Regions from separate parts of the Mus musculus genome. Here all the other regions are linked to region 1. The links are chromatin loops, found by intact Hi-C in ENCODE. Cell type or tissue: left cerebral cortex. All regions are shown on one strand. Links, peaks and the distances in the headings refer to the core of each region. The heading gives the core; the rest is flanking DNA.

Evidence for each region. A loop is a pair of places that touch in the nucleus more often than their neighbours do. Peaks named below come from ENCODE experiments on the same cell type or tissue, not always from the same donor. Only the 100,000 strongest peaks of a DNase experiment are listed, where the experiment ranks them.
Region 2: a loop joins it to region 1, with 5 times the contacts of the local background. A loop is called at or near these places in 2 of 42 quality-filtered maps.
Region 3: a loop joins it to region 1, with 6 times the contacts of the local background. A loop is called at or near these places in 3 of 42 quality-filtered maps.

What each region holds. Positions count from the first base shown.
Region 1 is chr6:143,475,611-143,481,215 of GRCm38, forward strand. No RefSeq gene overlaps it. Among named protein-coding and RNA genes, the nearest start is that of Gm23272, 13 kb to the left of the region's middle. In left cerebral cortex, for the core only: a CTCF peak has its summit at 1,954; DNase peaks (open chromatin) are centred at 2,003 and 3,123.
Region 2 is chr6:143,411,770-143,417,374 of GRCm38, forward strand. No RefSeq gene overlaps it. Among named protein-coding and RNA genes, the nearest start is that of Gm31427, 38 kb to the right of the region's middle. In left cerebral cortex, for the core only: no CTCF peak of the experiment used is centred there; DNase peaks (open chromatin) are centred at 3,031 and 3,834; H3K4me3 peaks cover 884 bases; H3K27ac peaks cover 1,486 bases.
Region 3 is chr6:143,326,614-143,332,218 of GRCm38, forward strand. No RefSeq gene overlaps it. Among named protein-coding and RNA genes, the nearest start is that of 4930407I02Rik, 69 kb to the left of the region's middle. In left cerebral cortex, for the core only: a CTCF peak has its summit at 2,692 (motif pointing left); DNase peaks (open chromatin) are centred at 1,868 and 2,152; H3K27ac peaks cover 1,010 bases.

The DNA of each region.
Region 1 (5,605 bases), core at 986-3,485:
GACTGCAGCCACTCCCCACTCTGCCCCGCCCTCCCTGTTCTCTGGAGTCCTTTTCTCCAGTCTCCATTCCTGACAACTGGAACTTTGGGAAGGAGAAGTCTCATTGTCTTTCTTTGGCTTTAGAAACACGCAACAGTCACACTGTTGTCCTCTGTCCACCACACCTGCCTGCTATGGGAGAAGAGCCCGAGAGCGTGGGCTCCTGCCAGTCCCTGCTACATCACCGACTTGTGAGCCTGCATGCGCAGGCTTCTGAGGAAATGGGGTCGATATTCGGAGGAGGCATCGGACCTGATGAAAGAAGGCCTGGCTGGGGTTTCTCTCCATGGTAACATCACAGCTCTTAGTTAGGACTCCCCTGGAGATAGAATTAGGCAAAACTCCCAGCTCAGTGTTCACAGGTACTTTGACCACCCTTGGCATGCCTGTCCCAGGTGCCCTTCACAACAGGGGTATGCTGCGCCTCCAACTTCAAAGCTTAATGCTATCAGTGGCTACCCTTGGGATGAACAGTGCTACGAAATATGTATAATAGGATAACCCAGAACCTGATAGATGACCCAGTAGAAGCTAGACTTACATAACTGAAAGATACTGGAGCTAGTATGAATTCTGTAACTGTCTGTGTTGAGCTGGGATGTCCCAAACCTCCAGATTGCTAGATCAGTGTTTCTGGATATGGGGAGTAAAAACACAACATGCCCAGTTAACTCCAAAGACAAGCAACCAATAGAGTTTGAAAAAAATATAAGTTTTTTCCCAAACATTACTTATACCAACCAAACATTTTCTGTTAATCTGAAATTAAAATGTAACAAGATGTCCTATGATTTATCTGATGACTCCAGATTCGTCTGGAATAACTCCCAGATCAGGAGACAGATGACTGACTGGTGTCAGTAAGAAATCTGACAGCAGAGGACAGACTATTTGAAAAATGACTATGCTTCTAAAAAGCTGTTCCATCCGCAAGAAAGAGAGGGAACAGTTTTAACGCAACACAGGAGCCTGCAATGCCCCATCTCCTCCTTCCTGCCCCTTCCTCGTTCTTCCTTTAAGTAGCGAGTGCTGCTTGGGTTCCTTCACCTGCTCTCGATCCCCTTCCCCCTTTGCTAACTCCCTTAGATGTACTGACATAAGCGGTCTCACATAGTGGGATCCTGTACAGTAGAAGAAGGAACATTGGCTCAACATCCTTTGATATTAAGGAGCTTGCTGCTGCAGCTCAAGTTGAAAGAAGGAGAGAACAAGAAAGACAGAAGGTGAGATCCGGGCAAGAAACTAAAGTTCTTTACTTTCCAAGCTTAGGAACCCTGCCAACGACTCAAAAATCTATCTGTACCCAACACAGGGTCTCTAATTTGCTAGTACCCAGGAGAGTGTTTTCCTCTTGTTGTAGGACAACTCCATTTAAATTCCTTTCACATGTGTTTATGCATGTATTTTAGGAAGCTCCTACTGGAGTAGATTTCCATGTAGATTTTCCAAGGTCTCAATGTTTGTTTTTCTCCTTGCCAACTCACTCTGCAGCCCCACACCCAGCCCAACCCTGGGCTTCATTATGTCCTTCCCCCTTGGGTACCCTCTTCATTTGACTCTTTGCTCCTTACCCCATGCCCACGCTCTCTTACTCGTTTCCTGTCTTCCCTGGGTACTCCGACTTAGACACACATATCTAAGGGCTGGAGCTAGCACCCACCTATGAGAGAGATCATGGGGTGTTTGTCTTTCTGCACCATCCTTTACCTACAAATTCATAATGTGGCTCTTCGTATAGCTGATTGCTGTTCCATTATGTCTGTGCACCACACTTCCATCATCCATCCATCAGTTGATGGACACCCTGGCTGTCCCCATTTTCAGTGAACAGAGCACAGTGAGGTTGGGTGAGCCTGTGTCTCTGTAGTAGGGATAGAGTCCTCCGTACTCAGCTCAGGAGCACTCCAGCTGGATCGTATGGTAGGTCTATTTCCAGCTTCTGGGGATCTTCCATACTGCTTTACACAGTGGATGTGCCAGTGTTCACTCCCACCAACAGTGAGTAAGTCCTCCTCCTCCTCCTCCCTCACAGCCACACCAGCTTTTGCTGTCACTCTTTCTTTCTCTTATTTAATCTTAGTCATTCTGACTTGGGTAAGATGAAATCCCAAAGTAGTTTTAATTTGCATTTCCCTGGTGGATAAGGATGCTAGACGTTAAAAAAAAAAGTCAAAAAATTAAATTAGGTGGTTTTCTTGGTGTTTAGTTTAGGGGGCGGTTTGTTTATTTATTTATTTATTTATTGTCTGTTTTCATTTTGTATATTCTAGACCTTTGGAGTGGTTGAACGACCCTGAAAGGGTCTCCTAAGACCATCCCAAAACAGACACTCACGTTATGATTCATAAGAGTTATGAAGAATCAATGAAAATGATTTGGTGGTTGGGGTCACCACAGCCTGAGGTGCTATATTTCAGGGTCACAGCAGTAGGAAGGTTGAGAACCACTGTTCTAGACAATAACGGTTTGCCAGAGACAGTTGGGGACAGAGAAGGGGACCGGTGCAACTCAAGGTCATCTACGGGACCATTCCTAAGCTCCTAGACCGGTAGGTTGACACAGATTATCAGAGGGTAAGTTTTCTGTCTTTGTTCTGTGGGTGACCTCTCTTGGAATATTTCCTTGGGAACACCAGGAGTCAGCATAAGGCCAGCTGGACTGTGGGGCCGATTCTCCCATAAACTCTTTTGCTTGGAAGCAAGTCATGTACCAGAGAGGAAGAAAGCCTCGACAAAACTTATTCAAACAACTCAGGCAAGCTAGAGAGTTGGTTGAGGATGGAAGCCTTCATTTTCACATCGATCACCTCAGAGCTGTGGAGAGAGCAGTTTCCAGGAGCAGTTTCCTATAACTTCTGGGAAAAAAAAAATCACAGGATGATTCTAACATAGAAGCCTGGGGGAATTAGAACCCAGCCAAGCAGTGTAGAGGTCTTGTGAGCACGGTCACGCAGCCATTTGAAATAGGCCAAGCTGGGCTTGAATTTTATCCACTGATAATTCAATATAAATCAAGACGGAACATGGTGGAATTAAATAAAACAGAGGATTGGTGACATTTCTGAGATAAAGGACTTATGGTATAGCATTTATATTTAGACCAGAGTTGTGATGACAATCTTTAGAAAGACAGGGATTTTAAACAAGTCCTCATTGGAAAGGTTGGCAGCAAGCCCAAGTGAAGAAAACAAGGCAGAAAGGATGTCACGGGAGAATGTTCTAGAATGCAGAGACAGACAAAGGAGGAAAACCAAAGACCTGAACATGCCTGGTGTCACCTTAAGGCTTTTGAAACTGTAACTGAAAGGCGGAGAAGGGGTGAAAAAATGTTGCAAGACAGTGTCAGATCTGCTCACCTTTGACTTTTGGTGTCAGATCTATTCACCTTTGACTTTTGAACTTTGTCCTCCAGTTTAGAGAGCACAAAATCAGAGGGCAAGGTCAGAGTGGGAGCAGAGTTAGAGCAGGCAAGAGATGGAGGGATTTTTCCCTATAGCTCCTGGGTAAGAAGGTGGTGACCAGCGTTTATAGCCCGTTACTTTACTTGTAACATTTAGGATTTGTTGTTCTTTTCTCCCCTCCCCCCACCACCCTCTACCTCTTCATTTTTTGATTCTTACACTGCTTTCCTTTATATACCTTCCCCAACCTCTCCTGCTGCCAGTCACAGCAGTTTTTCTGGCATGGGCTGTCTGGTTCTATGTTTCTGTCAAGGGGAGAGAGAGACCGGAAAGAGGAGAAGACCCAATGCACTCGCAACTGTTTCGTCATTTCCTGTGCTCGCTTAAGCCACGAGTGCAACTGATAAGCAACCCTCTTCATTTCAGTAAGACAGTGGGACTATCAAGTCTCAGAAAGAAAAGTTACATTTTATGACTGTCAATCAGAATTAGAACGTCCGTGAGGCTCACTACAACCCTGCAAGGGCTGATAATTTAGATGTATTAATTACTTACATCTCCAACTGATATGACTGCAAAATTGGAAAACCACAAGGTAACTGACTAGATGATTTGAATCGGCTGATTGACTATAAACTGCTGAAGTGGTACCTGGCTGTGTTAATGACTGAGCAATAATTTTCGAAGTTTCTCCTCTGCTTTGCTAAATTACAACAAAAAAATGTCCTGTGCAAATTATAGATGGGCCTGCAAACACATTTTGATGATTATTTGGAAGGGAGTAGGTGAGATTCTGGAAGCCAGGCTGTTCCTCATGTGCCTGTGAAACAAAGGGCCCGAGTCCAAACCACAGAGCCAATGGCTGACTTTACCTAGAGATAAGCTAAATACACAGTGCAAAACCACACACGCACCTCTGTACACTAACATCCAGCTACTGCAAGGCGGAAAAGCTTTAACTTCCCATTCATCTTGGTCATTCTTGGCATAAGACAATGAAGTTATTTGAAAACACAGGAACAAATAAAACCACATAAAACTGGATTCAATATATATATATTTTTTCTGGTGAGAAAAACAAATCCCCCAAGAAGCAGTGTGACTGAGTCACAGGCACACTGAGCTGTGGTGGCTCTCTCAGATGCCGCTGTCATTCACAAACTCAGACTCCTCAGCAGAGTCCCTAGCAGGCCAGCTTAAGCTGCCTCTTCATTTTTGCCGTGTGTGTGTGTGTGTGTGTGTGTGTGTGTGTGTGTGTGTGTGTATGTATGTGTGTGTGTGTATGTGTGTGTGTGTATGTGTGTATGTGTGTGTATGTGTGTATGTGTGTGTATGTGTGTGTGTGTGTATGTGTGTGTGTATGTGTGTGTGTATGTGTGTGTGTGTGTATGTGTGTGTGTATGTGTGTGTGTGTGTGTGTGTATGTGTGTATGTGTGTGTGTATGTGTGTGTGTGTATGTGTGTGTGTATGTGTGTGTATGTGTGTGTGTGTATGTGTGTGTGTATGTGTGTGTGTGTGTATGTGTGTGTATGTGTGTGTGTGTATGTGTGTATGTGTGTGTATGTGTGTGTGTGTATGTGTGTGTGTATGTGTGTGTGTGTATGTGTGTGTATGTGTGTGTATGTGTGTGTGTGTATATGTGTGTGTATGTGTGTGTATGTGTGTGTATGTGTGTGTGTGTGTGTAGGTGTGTGTGTGTATGTGTGTGTGTGTATGTGTGTATGTATGTGTGTGTGTGTATGTGTGTGTATGTGTGTATGTGTGTGTGTGTATGTGTGTGTGTGTGTATGTGTGTGTGTGTGTGTGTGTGTGTGTGTGTGTGATCCCTGTCTGAAATGCACACACGTCATGTTCCCTCCAACCATAGTGATTTATTCGGACTTTTGAGTAGTGTGCTCTGGCTGCACAGGGCAGGGGAGCCACACTTTTCTCCTGATTTACTTAGCTGGGCATGGCTCTTCTCTTCCTCCAAAACCCAGTGGTGGCTCAGCAGGCTCCATATCCATAGGCCCTCTCTGACTCCTGTGGACTACCCCATCCCCCAATCCTGTCACAGTCTAGTCATGCTCTATGCTAATGTGTCTCAGCCCCATTTGGGGTCCGATAACCCAGTGTGGAGTCTGTACACATTGTTGTAAACAGGTAACAACAACTGAGAGGGAGCC
Region 2 (5,605 bases), core at 1,564-4,063, 63 kb before region 1:
GGCCAAGGAGGCATCCTCAGTAGTCCTGAGGTGGAGTCTACTCTGTAGTTCTCAGCTTATCTTTGTGTGTGGATCCCATTGATCGTCCACTCAAACCCAGGGAGGGGAGAACCTGCTCCTTCAAGGAAGGGGAGATCGTTGCTAAGAAGTGACTTGGTCAAGGCTAATTAGCAACTGAGCCAAGGCAAGAATTCAATTAGGAAAGTGTTTGCATTCTAGGGAGACTAAACTTGCTTCTAAGGAATCCAGGAATTGAAAAAAAAGGCAATTTTTATCTTACTTAATGAGGCTTAATGTCTTTGCAGACATTTTTGGAGTTCCTGTCAGCAGAATCTTTGCCTTGGATCTCAGGATGTAGACTCAGTCCCGCCTCGGCTGGTTTCTGCTGAAGAAGAGGGAGCTGTTTTAGGAAGGATTTCCTGTGAGCTTATTTTCAGCAGCACTGCTTTGCCTTGGTCAGACTAGATGCAGAGCTCCAGCCATTTGGTTGGCATTCTTAGCTGTGGCATAGAAAGGCTAAAGTGTTGGCTCTCTTGCCCAAACACTGGCTGCTGATGTCATAAGCGTGGGTCTAAGTCTGGAGACTGCCTGCTGCGGTGTTTCAGGGTCCTTGTGTTTCATGCGTGGCAGAAAGAAGGACAAGGGACATGTGGTTAGAGATAAGAATACAGACAGTTTGTTATGAAAGGAAAACCATTGAGAGTCGGAGTAGGCTCTGCTGAGGCCCATGGCCCCTTTTATTTTATATTTTTAAATTTTTTTCTGTAGCTTCCTCTTTCTTTATTGGACACTTGACACATCAATCTACACTGTTAAATAATTATTAAAATACTGACCAGGACTAGGCCCTGGCCCACAGCCCTACACCAGAAGCAATAAGGAATGGGGGTGATGGGTTGGCGGTATCTTTCTAACATCACTGTAACCCATAAAATAAGGCTCTTGAATCCTTTCAGGGCTAGACCAGGGCTTGGAGCCTTGGGTTAATCCAGGTATCCCTGGCTACATCTTTCAGGGCAAGGTAATCAGCAAGGGTCTGGAGGGAACAGCCAGCCAAGTCCAGACAGACCCCAATGGAAGGAGGGTGGGACACGGACAGGTGCTGTCCAGCTGGAGATCTGATGTAGCGAAGGCAGGCTGAGGGGAGAGGCTGAGGGCAGTATTGCAGCAGTGTGGGGGTGCAGCCCCAGGGTCCTGTCCCGAGTGGCTGGTCAGGTGTCAGCTGGCAGTCTCCAGGTGGTATTCCTGACCTAAGCCCGGATGAGGGCTCACACGGTGGGTCCTGTTGGTGGGCTGGGGTTTCTCGTCTATCAGCTTAGACCATGGCCCCTTTTAAGTAGGCTGTTTACACAGCTCCCATCTCTCTCACATTTATATTTCCTTGGACTTTTCTTGAATGTTCTCTGTGTGGTGTATGAAGGGAAAGGCTTTCTCTGATGACTAGCTTCTTTGCCGTAGCCTTATCTAGTGTCTGGACTCCCACCGTGCTAGCGACCCAAGTTTCTGGATCTTTTTATTCTTACTAGTTTCCCTCCCTTCCTTGGGTCTACCCACCTTGGTGCCATGACTTGTTTTGACCAGTAGAACGTAGTAAGGCCAGTACTTCACAAGCTCACAGGCTGGGCTGAGAGGAGCACCACAGGGAGCACCGAAGCTGCTGCTAGCATTATCTCTTGACTCCTCACACAGCAGTAACCGGGTAGGGTGGTGCTCATCTGTGATCTTAGTACTCAGAAGACAGAAGCTACAAGGTCAGAGTTCAAGGCCAGACTGAGGTACACGAGCTCTTAATGAGATAGTGATGGTGATGATAATGATGATCATGGTGATGATGATGAGGTTGGTAGAAAGACTACTATCTGATGCCTCCATACTGTAAGGCATCCCTAGAGATAGAGACAGATAAATAGATAAAGATAGATACATAGATAGATACATAGATAGATACATAGATAAATACATAGATAGATACATAGATAGATAGATAGATAGATAGATAGATAGATAGATAGTACATCAGCCCCTAGCTATCTTTATTAAGCTGAATTTGAGAGAAAGGTCAGTTTAGATATCCCACCTGAATCATCCTGTTTGAGTCTTGTTTTAGCTGCCATTTGACTATAGCTGCTCCTGACACCCCAAGTGGCACTTGCTGAGCACTGTAACCCCATGAGCCTGTGATAAGTATCAATAAGCTGTTAGTTTTAATATAAAACATGGATGGCAGTAATCAATATCAGGAGGGCAGAGACTCAAGGGCTCAACACTTTGGGTTGACTTGCCAGTTTGGGGGTCTCCTCCCAGGAGGATATAATAAATACCTTCTGACATAGTGTCCTTATCTTCCAATGAGTGGCGTAGCAAGATGTCGCTTACGGCTTTGTGACAGGGTCAACTGAACTTGCTATATGAAAAGCTGAGCTTGGTATTAACAGATGTCCAATAGATGCTAGCTGTGTTCTCTATTAGCCGTGTTTCCTCAGTATCTTGTTTTACTCTGGGTTTTTGTTAAATGCCTCATGCATCTTAAAAGAAAGTGAGGGCCACCTTTGAATACTCAGTTACATGAGAGCAGATAAGTAGATTCTGAAGGGGGGAAAATCATATCAGGACAAGAATTCCTCATCCAAAAACTAGGAGTCACTTTCTTGGTAGATTTACACAATTATATGAGAGGAGGGGACTGCAGAGGATTGAATTAATGGTTGTCCAGACCTCCAAACAGCACACTCCCTGTCAGAGTGTCTACCAGCACTATTTTCTTTATCTTATACCTTTTTCTACCTCCCACATCCCGGAAGAATTCCCACATCATTCAAGGAGAAACAATCTGGCCCCTGCAAGCGCAAGGTTGTATGGGGCTGGAAAAGGCTCCCCACGCTGTGGCAGTTCCTTGACCCCCATAAGCTCTTTCCAGTCACGCCCGCCCCACGAGCGGGAGAGTTTGAGTTTCAGATATAGATTGGAGCCCTTCCTTACTAACTCCAGTGAAATAGCTCAGAGTTTGGCTGGCACTTTTAAATACTATGCAGATGGCGCTGAACCCCAGCCAAACTGGCGGCATCTCGATTTCCTCTGGTGAGTGCCTGTGGGGTGTCCTCAGGAAGGCATTGATTCTGCTTCCTTTCTCTCCTCTCTTTTTCTTTCTCCTTCTCTCTCATAAAAAAAAATCTTCCACATACATTCTGCATTTTTCCTATAAGCTCCAGTTTCTTTCTTTCTTTCTTTAAATAATAAACCATCCAGCAATAATGAATAGAACCTTAGGTTTCCCGCCCGACCGCGTCCTTGTGCTAGTTAGCGATCGTGTTGTGTGGAAATTTCCACACCAGCGGCAGATCCATCGCTTTGCCCTTTGTGGTTCCCCGCTGCCAGGAGAGAAAATGTTCGCAAAAGGAGATCTGAGGGGGGCTTCCCACCGATTTAGAAGAGGCAGACTAAAGGACGCCCAGGGCCAGCTGTGAAGGCGGCTCTCGTATGCTGATGGGGACGCTCAGAAATATCTGTGAATCTGCAGCTCATCTTCAGGAGCTGTAAAACCTAACTGCACGGAGTGGGTTTTTGAACACTCTTAAAATAAACACAAAGCACGCTATGATAAAGGGAGCGCCTCAGCTTTTGTTGTTGTTGTTGTTTGCTTGCTTGATTTCCTGTTATCCTATAACAGTGTGGTATCTTTGCATACAGGGACGTTTCCGGGCCAAGCAAAAGCGTTTCACCGAGTAAACCACTTCCAAATGTATTACGCGTATAAGCTGAGTGTGTCTGGGTGGGTGTTCCACGTCCCTGTCTGCTTGCTAAGGTTCTGGCTGGCCCTTGCTCATAGCCGCTGCAGAGGAGAGCGAACCCACTCACCCACATTGTTTCTGGCAGCTGGCTAGTGGGTTGATACTTCAGCTGCTGAGATAAATCGGAGCACATCTAAGTTGAAACATAGCTAGAGATACTGTCGGCATAACGTCTCTCATCCTGTTCATGATAGTTTTGGGTCAATCTGAATTAAGCTTGCTTTCTTACTGCATATCTTTATGTCTCTGGGTGATTTACAGATATTTACTTGTCTCTGCATATATTGAGACAATAGCTCTGTTCATTGAAGATCCCCTGAGAGCTGTGTCTGGCTTTCTGCATTTGTTCCTGGTGGCAAAAATCTGATAGTTCTATTTTCAGCCTATATTATTGTGTGCCTATATCTTATTATTGATTATAATTATTATTTGTAAAATGTTAATAGTTTTGCTTCTTATAACCTCTTGGTTATATTTTTTTTCATTCTCCACACTAAAAGATAAGAATATTTTTGCCCCTACCTATTATACCCTACATTTTGCTAACTATACTTTTACATTCTCAGGATGAGTAATATTTTATCCACGTAAGCATAATCACAAATTTTAGGCTTCTGTTGTTGTTGCGCTAGGATTTTAGCCTTAAGTTCATGCCTTTGTTTCCCTCAATGGTTATTTGTGTCCTGAAAGCTTAAGGTGAAATAACCCCCCAGTTCCCCTCTAAGCTGTTTCGATCAGCGTTTATCTCAGCAGCAGAAAGAACTGGAATGGCATGGGTCTGTTTAATCTAGCAAGCACTCATACCTCTGAGGTTCAGGGTCTCCAGCCTGGATACATGGCAAGTTATCAGCTTCAAGGCAGAATGGCTTCTCCTCCATCCCATTAATGCACACATTTTAGCTTGTAGGTCATATCCATTCTTTCGGCCCTGGAATGCTTTACATTTCCTGAAGCCTACCCTTTCTCTCTCTAGCCTTCTTCTCTAGTTTGGCAGTATTATGTTCCTCATGTCTTGCCTGCTCTACTGTAATGAATCTATAGATTTTCCCACTCAGTTTGCTAGTTGGTCTATCTATTCTCTCTATCTATCCCCCCTCTCACCTATATCTATCTACCTATCAATTATCTAATTTGTCATCTATTTATTCATCTATTATTTATCTATCCATCTATTATCTATTTATCTACCTATCAGCTATTCATCTATCTATCTATCTATCTATCTATCTATCTATCTATCTATCTATCTATCTATCTATCTATCTATCTCTATCAATCATCTATCTATCTACCTATAAACTATCTATCCATATATTCTTTCTACCTATCTATCATCTATCTATCTATCTATCTATCTATCTATCTATCTATCTATCTATCTATCTATCTATCTATCATCTATCTGATCTATCATCTATCTGTCCATTTATCATCTATCATCTATCTATCATCTTTCAGTCTATCTATCTATCTATCTATCTATCTATCTATCTATCTATCTATCTATCTATCTAATCTCTTTAGCAAATACTGAAAATGATGAAGCTTCTATTTTCAGAGTCCATGCATCTATGTAGATGTTTATATTTTCCGAGTTTCTTCTGTGATTGTTTAGCTGGGTATGGAATTCTCGGTTGGAAATAGTAATTCCCTTTTATCATTTGTAAGGTTCCCTTTCTGCTACATTTCATTGTGACTAGTAGAAAATTTGAGGCTCAAATGGTTTTTCTTCTTTTGTAGCTACTTTTTATTGCCCCAGAAATCTTTAGAAGTTTTGTTTTAATTTTTTTGTCTCATTCATTAGCTGCTTCAATTCC
Region 3 (5,605 bases), core at 1,564-4,063, 150 kb before region 1:
ATGGTGTATGGGGGGGGGAGTGGAGGATTCATGTAATTTTATAGGACCTCCGAGGCCTAGCGTTTTTAAGTAATCTTTTTTGATGTTTTTAGACAGACCATTAAGCAGAGGATAAAAGTCCCTGTGTTCAATATCTGGATACATTAAGCATTAGGTTTAAAATTTACAGCTTTCATTTTGACAAGGGAAATGACACATTTGGTCTCACGACTATCTTGAACTCAATTGTGTGGGATTTCCCCCCCCCCCCCCCCCCGCCCCGAACGCGAAGGCAAGCTTGTCAGGCTAAGGGTGCGAGGGTGTGGCCTGTGAACTAAGTCCGAGAGAGGTCCTCCAAGGTAAACTCTGGCGGATCCATCCCTAAGCAATGGTGCACTGTTGAGCTAACTGGTGGTGCTCTCCCCTCACAGGCTGAGGGCCAATGGAACGGCTCGGGAAGAACACGTAACTGAGAAGGGTGGGGCTGGGTGCTCAGACACCAGCAGAAGACTCGTAGTTGCAACGGACCCCAGTGCACTTCCATTTTCATTTTCCCCATGGGACGCCTCAATGGAGCCCCATCCTACGACTTGTTCAATTGTATTTCGGGACCAGGCTGTCAGGGAATTGCTGAATCAAGTCACTGGCCGAGAGAGAAGGCAGAGGGGAGATAGGAAAGCCATGCTGAGTCATAAGAGCAGCAGTTAGATAGGTAGAGGAGTGTGAAGGGCGCACAGTATAATACAATTTGCTGTGACCTCCATGGCAACTTGGGGCAACACAGGGATAAAGAAATGACAGATATACATCCAAAGAAACTGGTTTTGGGTGGGCTGTGCTCCGCGATGGACGGCGACTGCCACGCAACCTGGAAAGTCAGGGAGTTTACTCTCAGTCTCAGGCTGCAGACATCGGGAGGAGGAAGCTGTGGCTGTTCGCTTTTGCACACACGGGTCAATCATTAATAAACACGTATGTTTGGATAAAGGAAGTTTCCCAGTCCTCAGAGCCCCACCCAGGGAAGGCCTTGCTATTCCCATGGATCGGATGCTTTGGGGTCCTTGGCATGGCGGTGTCCATGCCAACAACACAATTCAGTCAGACTACTCTCCATGACAGTTAGTTTTCAAGACTCTTGAGAAAGATAGGATTTCCTTCCCTCCTCCTGACCTTGAGCGTGGAAAGATGGAAGAAACTGCTTTTTTCTTCTCTCTCTCTCTCTCTTTTTGAGTATGGACTTTTATCTCTTAGGGGATGGATGGAGATAAGATGCCTCGATGCTGGCTTTGGAAAGTTGCTATTCCTTCTAGGGGAAAGAACAGGCATAACGTAATATCCAGCGGGAGGTGACTTCCATTTTTAGTGGCCCATGCTGGGAAAGACCAGCTAAGGCCTGCAGGGGGCAGTCATGAGCAATATTGGTCCAGGGATTTGATGATAGGTGTGGGGCGCGAGGGAAGGGGCCACCTCCTTTCTTTCCTTATATTCCTGAAGGTCCAACAGGGCGGGAAGAAGGAAGGGTACTTGCCTGGTCGTTCTAGCTCTTTCACTTTTGCAGCACCGAGGCTGCTAGGACTGACAACCTGAAGGGCCAAAGGGGTTGTGAGGGCTTACAGTTTGAGATTGCTTCAGGCCGTCATGGCAGGGAGAGCTTGGCAGAGCAGCTCAGACTGTGGGTGTAGGAGCTTGTGGTGGAGGCTGTTCACATTACACAACACACCAGGAAGCAGGGAGAAAGGCCAGATTAGGGTCTGGGCTGAGACCTTTCAACGGCTCAACCCTGGGGACCTGCTTCTGTCAACTGGGCTCCACCTCGCAAAGGCTCCACAGGCTCTCGAAATAGCACACCAGCTGGAACAACTGTTCGGAGCATAAGCCTGTAGGAGACATTTCAGATTCAAACCATAACACCTCCCATACGCTCCTCCTTCAGCCCTGCCTAAACCCCTGCGGGGACAGAGCGCATCCACACACCGGCTTCTTCTCTGGCTTCTGCTTGTTCTGGTTTTTGTTTTGCTGCTGGGATGGCAGTAGCTGGGCAGGTGCTGTCTTGATCTTACTTAACGCACTGTTGTAGATTTGTGCTCAGGACTTTTATACCTACCCCTTCTCTTCCCTCTTGCCCCTGCATCCTTTATCTTCCTCCTGTTCGTTGTCAGGTTCACTCCTCTTCATTTAGACACACTTTAAAGAATGGGAGACTCGTGGCCGGTGAATTCCTTCTGCGTGAGGAGCTTGCGTTAGTCACCAACGTTGTGGTTATGCAGAAAGTATACATCAAACTCAGCATTTATTTTTGGCATTGTAATGTCTAACGAGATTTGCATAAAGGACCTATCAAAGGACAAAAGAGCTCTATCGATTGCTGGCCGCAACTGTCCTGAATGAGAGATGTACACACAATGTGACACAGGCAGGACATGAAGAGAAACCGAGTCTGTGTGCAGGTGTGTGAAGATAGGGGTTTACCAAGAAGTATGCTGGCTCACAGTTTAAATGGTTACCATTCATTTTAGCATTCAGCTCTGAAGGGCAGAGCTTGTGAAGAGCCGTTGATCGAAGGGATGGCTCTTATTCTTCCCTTTTCATAGAAATGGAAGAGAAACTCCTGTTTTCTCAAATGAGTAAGACCCACTGTATCCTCCTGCCTTTCTGTAAATGGCGAACCCGACTAAACACTGAGGATAGAAATGAGTACCCTGATGCGCCCCCTACAGGCTCCCACTAGTAATGCTATTACAAAGAAAATGGAATAGGTCATAGCCAAGGGATTTCCCCAGTAAAAACATAGAAAAAAATTATTTTAAACCAGATTATAAAGTTTGGTGGTGGTGATGCATGCTTTTAATCCCAACAGTTGGGAGGCAGAGGCAGTCAGATCTCTAAGAGTTTGAGGCCAGACTGGTCTACAGAGAAAGTTGCAGGTCAGCAAAGGCTACACAGAGAAGCGCTGTAAAAAAAAAAAAAAAGAAAGAAAGAAAGAAAGAAAGAAAGAAAGAAAGAAAGAAAGGAAGGAAGGAAGGAAGAAAGAAAGAAAGAAAGAGAGAAAGAAAGAAAGAAGGAAAAAAGAAAAAGATTATAAAAAATAGCAAAAACAACTATAGTTTACATCCAGGCACTTAATGACTTAATAGTCATTAAGGCACTGACATATTTTTAATTTTAACCAAAGAGAGAGAGAGAGAGAGAGAGAGAGAGAGAGAGAGATCAGTCATGTGACTAGACTGCTTTTTGTTGTTGTTTTATTTTACTGTTATTTATTTGTCTTTATAGCCTTGAGTGTGTGTGCCCCCATATACTTGTGGGTTTGCATGCATGTTTGTGTGTATGCGTATGGGTGTGAAGAGAGGAGGAGAGAGGTAAGCTATCCTCCCCTGTTGTTGGCAGTCAGCAAGCCCTGAGGTCCTCCTGGGCTAGAGTGAGGCTCTTCCTCAAAGGACAATGACAATAACAGCAAAAATCCATGGAACTTTTGACATTCCTCTGCTAGAGCACACTAGTTTTGTTTTAGAGCCTTCCTTACAAAAGCAAGTACAGTACAACTGATGTTCAAATATTTTCCAGAGGCATAAAAGAGAAAAATATTATAAACAACCAAAGTGAGTGTTTTAATTAGGGTTTCATTGCTGTGAAGAGACACCATGATCAAGGCAACTCTTATTAAGAACAGCATTTAATTGGGGTTGGCTTACAGTTTCAGAGGTTCAGTCCATTATCATCATGACAGAAAGCCTGGTATCATGCAGGCAGACATGGTGCTGGAGGAGCTGTGAGTTCTATATCTTGATCCCAAGGCCACCAAGAGAGACTCAATTCTGCAGACAGACAGGAGGAGAGTCTCTTCCATACTGGGCAAAGCCTGAGCAGAGGCACCTCAAAGCTCACCCTGACAGTGACACACTTCCTCCAACAAGGCCACATCTCCTAATAGTGCCACTTCCCATGGACCAAGCACATTCACACGTTCACAGTGAGTGAAGGTGGAAAGGGAGAGAATGGCATTGGGCAACCCAGGTGAGCATTCAGAGATGCCGCATAAGCTGAGGACTGGAGATGCAGCCAGTCAGCTGATAGGCGGCCTCCTCCAGCCTTCTCATACCATATTTTGAATGTGTTCTGCAAATTGGTTTTAGCTTTGTCAGGACCGTGTTCCTTTTACTGTATTCTAGAAACATATGTAAAAAATATTTGTAGAAAATATGTCTATAAACAAATTTCAAAATGATAAAAATGTTACTAAACTTCAGAAAATTGATTTAATCAAATATTTTTGGAGCCTGACAAGTAGAAAGGGTTTCTTATGAAAATTCTTTTCGAAGAGTTTTCTTATGAGGTGTATCTGACTGTGTACAGAGCTTGTGTACAGTTGGTTCAGATAAATATATCTGTCTTTCATCTATCTGTCTGTCTGTCTATCTACCTATCTATTTATAAATTATGTCTGTCATGCCATCTATTATATATATTATTATTATATATAGTTATAATCTGTCTACCTATTATGGATATATCATGTATCTACAAACTACCTGTCATCTATCTATCTATCTATCTATCTATCTATCTATCTATCTATCTATCTATCTATCTATCTATCTGTCATTTATCTATCACCTTTCTCCAACCTACCTTATCCATACTCATATGCACACATACACAAGTCTTATAAATCCTCAGTGATAGGCTATTTAAGTTAATGTGAAGAAATATTTTAGTTAGTTGAATGCTAGGAAGTATTTTGTTGCAGTTTGAGATAAGTGTCACCACCCCTCATCATAAAGAAGAGCTTTTGAGAATTACTGAATCTGTGATTAAAACTATCAGAGAAGAAATACATAGTTAATGTGCTCTCCCAGTCCCCCTTTGAAAGAAGGTTTATACGTATTTATCCATGGAAACGGTTTTAACTTCTAAATTTAGATCCAAGTGCTAATAGAAGGTGCATTTGAGGTCGACCACAGCGCTCCTGTGAGAAATGCCCTCTTCTAACCCCGCCTTTCCCTTTGGCCTGGAATCTACATTGCGTCTTTTGATACTATATCTTAAGCATGGATGATCGGGGCACCAACATGACCCCAAAGATCCTGGAAAATGAAAGTCAGGTATGGTAATGCCTGCTGATATTTGAGCATGTGCCCGTTCAAGCACAAACACAGGGAACTTAAAGCCCACAGAGGGAACAAGAAACAGATATGTTGACTAAAGATACATGAATGTGAATGAACATACATGCACACACACTTGCATACACACGTGCACACACATGTGCACAAACATGTGCACAAACATGCACGCACACATGTGCACACACACACAGTAGAATCCTACTGTGAACCATTAGGCTTTCTGGTTTGGATTTTTTTTCACACACACACACACACACACACACACACACACACACACACACACACACACACACACACACAGTAGAATCCTACTGTGAACCATTAGGCTTTCTGGTTTGGATTTATTTTTTTTATTTCTTCAGATTATGTTCTCCGTTAATCATTTAAATGTTTTACAAAGACTTTCTGCCACTCCTCCACCTTTCTGAGAAAAGCTTCGATAAAGACAGAATGGAGAGATAGTGGTCATTAAAAGCTAGCCTGTAGAGATATTTTGTAGC